Regions from separate parts of the Homo sapiens genome. Here region 2 is linked to region 1. Evidence: read pairs that join two places in POLR2A ChIA-PET (ENCODE). Cell type or tissue: MCF 10A. All regions are shown on one strand. Each heading gives the region's core, and the rest is flanking DNA. Links, peaks and the distances in the headings are about the cores only. Region 1 has its middle 110 kb from the start of NEUROD1. Region 2 has its middle 34 kb from the start of ITPRID2.

Region 1 (5,397 bases), core at 139-5,138:
AGCCACCGTGCCCAGCTAGTTTGTCTTTTTTTAATCCAGATAGTTGTTCACAGGAGTCTAGGAATTGAGACCAGGCTGTGACAGGAGGGACCTATCAATCTCATCGTTCTCCCATCTCCCATTGCAGGTGAGGCTGTGACAGGAAATTGGTGTTGGGTTTGTGCTCTGCTGCTTGGACCAAACTGTTACTAGCTCAGATGTGTGCTGTTTAAAATAAAACAATCGGGATTTTGATAAATAAGGGGAACAACTGTGATGATCTCTTCCAGGCCACTGTTGTCATATAACACACAAGTAGAGGCTGAGGGGGAAGTGGTATCTCATCTGAAGGAAACAGATAGTGCCACTGTCAATCAATGAAACAAGTATGACTTCATTTAAAACAACAGGAACCACAATAAACAGGCCTAGACTAGTGTTTGGAGGTGTCTGGAGACTCCCATTTGTGGGTTTGAGCTGGTCTCCATGATCCCAGAAGCTGTGGGAGTGTGTAAGGAACTCTGCAGTCCAGTTGGGTCTGTGAATCCTAAGTAACCACCACTGATAATAGCTGTTGGTTACTTTGTATTAGACTTATATTATTTCCAGGCCTTCAAGGAGATCTTGTTAAACTCACAGACTGGTGTCACCTGCGCTAAGAGGAATTAGAGCCCTCCCTAGTGCTGAAGAGGTATCAGTGGTGATCACTTCACCTCAGACAGGTCTACCCCAGCATCCACAGGCCTGGGCAGGAGCACAGAGGAGACTTGCATACCTATGTCCAAATATTTAAATGTTATAAATCAAGCTACCTAATTTCCTGGAATATGTCTCATCCTCTACCTTGACAAATCTCTCTTCATAATGACTTGAAGGACAGTTGAAATTTAGAATTCTCCACCCCCTCCTCTCTCTCCTGCCGACACCCACAGCCTTCTTTTTCCATGCTCACTCTCTCTGTCTCATATGAGGAAGGGCCTTGCTCACCATGTGTGGATATCCCAGGTCATGCTTCCAAGCTCCACACACACTCCCACAGAAAACAGTCACCTTTTGCTGCACTTTGAGCCCCCAGAGTTGCACACTGGCATGTGTTAGCCTCAGAATGAAGGGCCTTAGAAGTCCTTCTAAGCAGAAGAGTCTTGAGTCCTTGGTACCTAGAGCATGGTCTAGAAAAGGGGAAGTAAACCCAATGGATTTCACACCCCATGGAGAGCAGCATGGCTGGAGGAAGGTTGAAGCAAGCACCTTTGCCCAGTTCTGAGAGCAGGAATGCCTGTAGGGTACCGTTTTCCCAAATGATTACCTCAAAAGTGTGAGCAACAACAGAATCAACAGGGAAATGGAAGAAAGAGATCAGAAGAAACTGTAAGGATTCTATCAGAGATCACGAGATCCCTGAGGAACTCTCAGAAATAGCTGGGGTAAAACTTTGAGAGGAGCTTATTTCAAGCAAATAGACCATTGGAAGGTTCACTCCAAAATTATGATTTGAAAATTAAGGGTTGCACCTTTGGAATATGGATGACCTAGGAGCAGCTTATATTGCATCATTCTTTCCTTACAATGCATTCTCTAGGTAGGAGAAAACAGGCTTCAAGGTAATGAGACTCATTTACAATCACATTTCCACAGCACAGCAGAGTGAGCATTCCGATTTCTAGTCCAGTGCACTTCTGTGTCAAAAATGTACTGAGAAAAGCAGCCAGAGGAGGTCAAGAAAGTTTAGGTCAGGTCTGTTAATGAGAATTCAGCCCAGCACCTTGCTCATGCCTGGACACACGAAAAAATTCTCATTCCACTGATTTCCCTTCACAAACCTTCCTACCTGGCTGATTTTTGCTGTTGAGTTAATTGACTTCCTGCTTGTTGAGGATGGTTTTTTTTATTTTTTATTTTTTAATAGTCTTTCTATTCCCTTTGCCTTATTTCCTACATTGGTGTATTTCTTAATGCTAACTATAATGGAGTTCTACTTTGAGTTAACATCATTATCCCACTTCCCCAGTATGCAGTTACTGACCTTATTTAGAAACTCCTTGCCTCAATCTCGTGACTTGGGAATTTTTCTGGCCATTTTTAATGCTTCTTTCTTATACTGTGTGACTAATCTTATACCCCTAGACATCTACTACACATATACTTTGCATTTTCAATGAAATTTTAAAAGGAGTCAAGAACATACATAACCTATTGAGCACCTAAATTGTGCTTGACACCTTTATCTTCATAGCAATCCTCCATGATAAAAACAATAAAGCAGAGATAGCATTCTACCTGGAGGGGTGAGGAAACTGGCAGAACTGCTTAAGGCCAGTAATGGTGAAGCTAGGATTTCAGCCTCAGTCTGACTCATTCCATGTCCTTTTTATTAGGCTAGGCTCCTCCTGTGTTTTGTAATACAGTAATTTATTGAGCATGTTTTTTCTGGAAGAAATAAATCATTATTTATAGTTATTACTCTCTGACCCATAAAGTGTGGTTGTCCTGAAAATGTTAGAGCTAAAAAGAGTATTAGAACGAATGTCTAGTCTGATACACTTCTTTTATGATCCAGGAAAGAGGAGCTTAGAGACATTGAATGATTTGCTGAAGATCTTGCAGTCAGTTGTATATAACCTTAGACCCTTGTTCTCTGAACTCTTATTCCAGTTTGTTTGTTGGTTTCCACAAACATTTTTAGGGGCCTATATGAACCCAATTTGCCAATCCTGAAAATTTAAATGTATAATGTTCTCTGTATCACCATTTTTTAACCTTCCCATTTCAATAATAAAACCCAATATTCTCTAAATGACAGTTTTATAACTTGGAATTACAAGTCCACAACTAAAATTTAGAAACTGAAAAAGTATATACAGATATAGTGTTTCCTTTTAAAATGTAAATGAAAAGTTATTAGTATTTTGTTATCAGAAGACTGATAAAGTCTAGGATATTTTTAAAGGTACAGTACTTGGGTTTTAAAAGAAAACCTTTACTCCATTACTATTCCATTAATAACTATATAATTGTCCTATGAATAAATTACTGAAATGAATTATGGTACCTGCTGTGATTTATAAAACAAAAGATAAAGTGTGGCAAAATTTACTTAACTTCAATGATGGGAAGTAATTGCCGGTAATACACTCAAATAGAACACCTGCCTCCCAGTAATACACTCAAATAGAACAGCTTATGAACCATAGATCAGAAGGCTAACATGTACAGGATCAAAATGAAAGTACTAGGTTAAAGTAGTGAATTGACATTCATTCGTAGTTAAATCTTGATTCTCAAGCATGCTGCTGTTTCTACCACATCATTATCAGACAATAATTGTCACGTCAAAGAAAATGGGTGGGGTGGGAGGGTTGCGAGGGAAAAGGCTCTATCCTTGCCATTCCTGGGGGTGATTATGCCATAAGGAATTTCATAACAAACTAAAAGGATTAAGGTTAAAAGAAAAACAGCTCATCAAAAAAAATTATATGTGTGGGACCACACACATTTTCAAAGCAGTATCTGGCTTATTATTCAGTGTTGCTCAGGCATAATGTTAGGATTCTTACATGCCGGGAGCCAGAAAACTCAAAGGTTAAATCAACAGCCAGCTGCTATAGCTTAATCATGTGCCTGGTAACAGGAGCAGTAGGATAGATGTTAAGGAGTTTCACTACCTACCCACCTACCTAATCACTTATCTCTGTATCTATCATTATACTTGCTTTACACTGTGTGTAAATGTATGAACAGCCCCACATTCCAATATTTACTCAGTTTACTTTGGGAATAATCATAAAACAATTATGCTATTATAAGACTGCTTACATTTTTAAAAATTTGGTTAAGTCAACAAATCCTCAAAACAATTCTTTTCATGAATATACCATATTTTTTTCCTTTTTGAAAACACAATTATTCTCTCTTGGGAAGGTAGCAAAACATTTCATTCTATGGATATGTGTGAGATTTTCTGGTGATATTAATGACCAAATGTAATTGTAGAACTCTTTATTTTATAAGAATAGCATAGCGCCCTGACACAATATACCTAGTTATATGGCCTGAAGTTTTAGAGAAGTCACTACCCTAACATATCACTGATTTGAATTAATTATAGGCAGAGAAGGGAATCTCAGCATAGTGTACAATATGAACTAGAAGAAAGTAAATGTATAGCCTTTTAATATTCTGGGAAAATATACACGTTAGATGATAACATAGCCTTGGCCTCCCATCAAAAAAAGTCTGTGACCTGCTTGTCCACAGCTACTCTCACCTCTCTTTAACTTCCCTGCTGTTACAGGGGAGGAAAGGATTCCCCCTCCTATCTAAGCCCAAATTCCTCCATGTGTCTTGTGAATCCCATCTGTGATCACCTTCTATATAGACTTTGCACTATTATCTCTACTCTCCCCCTCACTGTATCCTCAAACTCATTTCCTCTCATTAACTCTCCCCCTTAACATTCCCTTTCAACAGCATTTAAACTTGCCTAAGTCTTTTTCATCTTAACACACACACAACCCTCCTGTCCTGCTCTCCTTCACAGCCAAACTTTGCAAGGCTTGCTATCTTGAATTTCTTTCTTCCTTTTACAAAATGTATTAAAATATTTCAAATATGTATATACTTCTTAACCTACTTCAATCTGAATACCACTCTGCCTAAACTACTCTTGTTTAAGTCACCAGTGACCTTTGTGTTGCTAACACCAATGGCCAGTTTCAATCTGGATCTTATCTGACATCTTCTCAGCATTCAAAATGGGGAATGTTCTCTTCTTCTTGAAATAGCCCCCTTCTCTGGCTGATATGCCACTTCCTTTCCTGGCTTTTCTCTGTCTTCTCTATTTTTCCCTCCCAGTCTCCTTTAGTATCTCTTTCTCCTCTAGTCCATTTTGAATGATGGGACACCTTGGGGAACTGTTTGAAGTGCTCATCTTTTCTCACTCACTTCCTAGGCACTCTTAACCACTTCTGTGTTTCATGTACCATTTGTATGCAGATAAATTTCAACATATATACCCAGCCCAAACCTGGACTCTGAAATCCATAATGATACATCTGATTGACACTTCAACATCTCCACTTACATATGGCACAGACAACTGAAACTCAATATGTCTAATTCTGAAATCCGTTTTGCATCCAAACCTCCTTTCTGCTAGTGTTTCCTAATGAAAAGTGCACGACTTATTCCCTATTGCACTTGCCAGAAACCAGAGAACAGGGTTGGACCAAAACCCAGACAATAGCAAACCATTTGTTCAACATTTATTTAGTGGGTGTATTAGTTTCCCAGGGCTGCCATAACAAATTATCACAGACTTCTTGTCTTAAAACAACAGAAATTTATTCTCTCATAGTTCTGGAGGCCAGAATACTGAAACCAAGGTGTCAGCAGGGTGAGTTCCCTTTGAAGTCTGTAGGG
Region 2 (5,397 bases), core at 277-5,276, 72 kb before region 1:
TAGGTTTCTAGAAATACGGTGGTGAGCAAACAGGACATCCTTATCCTCAGGGATCTTATACTCTTGCTTACTTGCTCTGTTGATTTATACATGCCAATTAACCACTTTCTTCTTCACAGAGTAATAAAATATTTGAGAACATGGTTAGGCAATAAGGAAGCCCAAAGATGTAATGATCATAATCCAGGATGTGGATCACTTAAAATATTAGTAAAATATATTGTCTCGTTGCAAATTCTGGCAAATCAGATCACAACAGATTAAATTCACTGTTTCAAGTTATCTGACTATTAAATATAGCATTATAGCAGAATAGTTCACATGTAAGTATTTGTAATATTTGCTCAGACATCTGCTGCCATTTTTATTAAGAATTACTTTACTGCATTTTATATAACTTGATAGCTTCTCCTATGTCCCACACTCATCTTTGACTTCTGCACTCCTGAAATACAGACCTTAGCTAAAACATTAACTCTTTAAAAAAATTCACATTCACACATAATAAGGTAATTGTTTCATATTCATATGCTCCATTTTTCTAATTATCTTCTCTCTATATCGACCTATCACAAAAGTAAATATAGTTAAGGCTTCAATATTTTTTATTCCAAAGACTGAAGATTGAGCTTCAATTCTCTCCTTTGCCAAAGGTAGTTGGTGGCTCAGGGGATTAAAGTGTTAAGAACTTTGAAGAGAGCCCCTTCCAGCATGCATACAAGAAGATCAAGGACACTCAAAGGAAGAGGATGTGAAGCCACCAGTGAGAGAGGAGGAACCTAGTTGAAGTGGGCATCACCAAGTCAGCATTTTTGCTAGTGCAGGCAGTGCAGTGCAGTGCAGTCCAGCAAGGAGCAAGATGAAATTGATCCTTCAGTGTATAAATTAGGGAAACTTGGTAGCTTTCCAAGCTTTTCTGAGAGGGGCTTCAGTCTTTTTTTTAGTAAAATGAAGTATTTCTATATCTACAATCAACTAATCATTGCAGTATATACCCAGTCACAAATGTGTTGTATTACTCACTCTTTTGGGTCATTTATAACATTATAGCTCTCCCTTAGATAAGATAATCAATACATGATTATATGGGGCTTGGCATTGTTGATATACATATGTGTGTTCACACACACTACAGAGTATGACTTTTATCCCAGGCAAGAGGGTCTCTGTTGTGGGCCTCATGCTTCAGAGAATCTCTCTGTCCCTCCTCTGGCTACAGTTCTTTGACCAGGACAAAGAATTTTGGAATCAAAGGATTATACCCACCCATAGCTTGAGCCATAACCTCTTCTTTGCCTTCTGTGGTTACTTGAAATCCCTGAATTTCATTCCCCACCCCCAAATGGCCATGTACCTGCTTCAGCTTCTTCCACAGGCCTGTTTCCAGGAATGGACTATCCCATGGGTATGAAACACTTCTAGGCCTGAGGAATGCTCAAGTGGCAGCTGTTTGCACGGTGTCTGGATGGAATTTGGATATGTGGGCAGAAGTGGCTTCATGCATACTCTTGAGATCCCTCATCTTGCAAGGAGGAGCTGGTTGTGGGAGCTGGTGATGGGAGCAGGTGCAAGGAGGGGCCTGGGCTATGTGCTTTAAATCAGGATCTTCCAGCATCTCTACTTCTTCAACATGAAGCTACAAGGAATCAAAGAATTTTAATTTAAATTTGAACCTTGCCTTTAGGTATATTTTCTAAGGTAGGAGGATAGAACCCACTCAATTAAAGATATTTAGGACGGTTTATAATTCAGCATATTGTATGTGGGCCACTACTTGTGCTCTTTCTAGTCCCATAAATGTTAGGGAAGGGCTTGTATGTATACATTGAATCAAGAGTTCATTTTCCTAGCATTACTGCTATATAATTTTATAAGAGGATGGCAAAAGTTCTCTAAATTTTATAAGGTGAGTTTCAGACTGTGATTTCATACTGAGTCCACATCACATTGGATTGCTTTCCCTAACATGTCTCAGCAAAATATTATACAACCTGATTAAACAAAACCTCATTCCCACACAGCTCCACCTTCCTTACTTGGCAAAGCTTAAATCTGGTAACACCCTTTAAAGACGGTCACTTCGGCCACATTTAAAGGAAATAGCAATTAGGACTCACAATGTTTTTTTAAAGTTAAAATCTATTTCTGATTACAAGGCAGGTAAAACAAGAAAAAATATTACTAAAGAAATAACACACTTTAAACTTTTCTTCCCACTCATCTTCTATTTAAAAAAAAAAAAAAACCCAAATCTTACTAAACAAGCAAAACCAAAAACCGAAATAGAAACAAAGTTGAACCCGATGGGATCATTGTGCTATTTATCTCCCTAATACTTCAAAGCATAGTAATAATAAATTAGTAAATACTTTTTGAGAACCCTCTACAGGCAGAATATGAATATGCTTCTAGGTCATGACAGTCAAATGACACATATACAATTTAATGTGGAAAATAGAACATAAGAAATGCTAGCCAAGAGAAAATAGTCTTAATGTGAAGTCAGGGTCAAGAAGGATTATTTTACCATAAGCAGTAGATAATAATTGAATATATTTGATGTAAAGGCAAGAGGGCATTCTATAATTGCATTTTAATTTTTTAATTTAATTTTTTTACTGTGTATATGCCTCAATCATAGACCAACTTGCAGTGGTACTCCTTGGAAACATTGAAACTTAGGGATGTTTGCTTTATCTGCCAAAATACAGAGAGCAAGTCTAAGTGCACCTAGGATCATCTAGTAAATGTGAAGATTTGGGGAAACCTTGGAATATTCGAGTCTAAATAGGGAAGGTATTATATCATCTTACTTTCACATATCTAGGCCACAGAATATTAGCTAGCTGCCCTAGGTAATCTGAAATAGGGATCACAAACAGGGGCAAGGACGAACAGAGAAAGGTGGGGCATGGATTTTCAGGGTATTGTTCCTGAAAAGTAATGACTATTGAAGACAGTAATGACTGTAAAATGCACTGAACCTTTTTGTAGCAAGTAGATTTTTTCTTTGGATATTAATATTCAGTGGGAACATAGTACATAGGTAACAACGTCTAATTTCCAACATTAGCTCCAGTGAGTCATTGAATCACCAGAGCCATATATGGCATAAGTGATGAACTGATCCCACTGTACACACCCAGTGTGTCATAACTGATGATGCTCAAGGTAGACTGTTTATAAACTATCCAGATTTCTCAACATATAGCTCCTTGGAATTAAGTCATTCCAGTGACAATGTTGACTACCTTCTGCATTGTCAAAATATAAATCTAGTTATCATAAATTACTAAGTCTTAACTAACTATTCCTAATTACCTAAACAATTGTCAAGTCTCTAGTGGAAGTTCTAAACCACAAATATGATCCACAGATTATAACTTTGGAAATATCACCATAGGTGCTCAATAAAGTTTGTTGAATTGGATTGAAGTTACAACATCATAAATAGTGCTTCTGCAAGGATGCAAAATGTATCATAGTAAAATGTTTTGTTAGTTGTTTTAGTTTGTAAATGTATTGAATTTTGAAACATTATCTAAACAAATCTTCTTAGGTATGATACAATGTATAATCCATTATGGCTAAATCCTTTTTGAAAAGAAACTGTGGTAAATGGAGTTAGTACAGAAATTATGCCATTTCTGTTAGAAATAGAAGAAAGGGAAAAATTGAGCTGAACCAAGCACACTGAATCTCAGATTTCAGCACTTGCTGTTCCCATTGTATGCAACACTCTTTATTAGTATATCTGCTTTACTAATAAATAGCTATAGTTATCTATTTATCTAAATAGATAACTATACTATACTATTATATAAATAGATAACTATACTATACTATTATATAAATAGATAACTATACTATACTATTATATAAATAGATAACTATACTATTTATAATATAGCAGGTTTATATAAATAGATGCTATGCTATACTATTTATAGTAACCCCTTTCTGTATCACTCTGTATCCTCTTACTCTTTCATTTTCTTTATAACACATATTGATATCTGACCTATTATATACCTATTTTCATACACTTTTCACCTCTTCTCTCTACAAACTGTTCCTTGAGGACAGGGACTATGTTTTGTTCATTATTAAATCCTCAGTATTGAATACCTGGCACATATTTTTTCCTCAATAAGTGTTTGTGAAGGGAATAAATGGATGAATTTCTAAGTTCTGTGTAGGTCAAGATTAAATTACTTTTGAAAATTGTCATCCATTTTCACCTTAAATATAGTAAATAATTTTTTGGAGGTAAGAAATACATCCAAACATCTGAGATATTTAAAAGAACAATACCAACACAATATTCAAAAGCAAGAACAGTGTACAATGTGTACAAATTTACAGAACAAATATTGATACATAAAGCCCCTCAGAGTTGAATTTGCTTGCTAGGGTACTCAGTGACAGATAACTAACATAACTACTAAAGTTATAGCTTCCTTGTTAGTGGTTTAAAACCACAGTTAACTTCAAAATATGGCACTAGGACAACTGAATAAGTACGTGGAAAAGAATTAAGGTAGACCCCTATCTCACACTCTATACAAAAATTGTTTCAAAATGGATCAAAGAACTTAAGTAAAAGTTAAAATTATAAAACTCGTAGAAGAAAACATGAGTAAATATGACATTGGGTTAGGCAATGGCTTCTTGGATATGACTCCAAAAATATAAGCAACAAAAAATAGATAAATTTGACTTCTTTAATATTAGAAAGTTTAATGTTTCAAAAGACAACAACAAGAAAGGAAAGACAGCCCACAGAATGGGAAACAATATTTGCAAGTCATATATAAAGAATATATAAACAACTCACAACTGGATAATTTTTTAGAAAATAAAAACTAGAAAAGGATTTTAATAGGCATTTCTCCAAAGAAGATATACAAATGGCCAAAAGCACATGAAAATATGATCAACCTTATTAGTTATTAGGGACATGCAAATCAAAATTATAATGAGATACTACTTTATACACATAGGATAGCAATAAAAGGGGTCGTTAGGATGCAGAGAAATTGGAACCCTCATACATTGCTGATGGGAATGTAAACTGGTGTAGCCACTTTGAAAACAATCTGTCAATTCCTCAAAATGCTAAACATAGAATTACTGTATGATCTAGCAATTCCACAACTAGGTATATACACAAGAGAATTGAAAACATGTCCACACACAAACTTGTATATCTATATTCACAGCAGCATTAGTCATAGTAGCTAAAAAGTGGAAACAACCCAAATGTCCAGTAACTGATTATGAATAAACAATTGTGGTATATTCTTATAATAAAATATTATTTGGCAATTAAAAGGAATTAAGTGTTAACACATGCTACAATATGGATGAACCTTGAAAACATTATGCTAGATGAAA

What was found. ChIA-PET counts read pairs that join two places held together with the same protein. Peaks named below come from ENCODE experiments on the same cell type or tissue, not always from the same donor. Only the 100,000 strongest peaks of a DNase experiment are listed, where the experiment ranks them.
Region 2: POLR2A ChIA-PET joins it to region 1 with 5 read pairs; 2 of 35 experiments call an interaction of 5 or more read pairs at or near these places.

What each region holds. Positions count from the first base shown.
Region 1 is chr2:181,782,839-181,788,235 of GRCh38, reverse strand. No RefSeq gene overlaps it. Among named protein-coding and RNA genes, the nearest start is that of NEUROD1, 110 kb to the right of the region's middle. In MCF 10A, for the core only: no CTCF peak of the experiment used is centred there; DNase peaks (open chromatin) are centred at 2,305 and 3,455.
Region 2 is chr2:181,855,405-181,860,801 of GRCh38, reverse strand. No RefSeq gene overlaps it. Among named protein-coding and RNA genes, the nearest start is that of ITPRID2, 34 kb to the left of the region's middle. In MCF 10A, for the core only: no CTCF peak of the experiment used is centred there; a DNase peak (open chromatin) is centred at 3,121.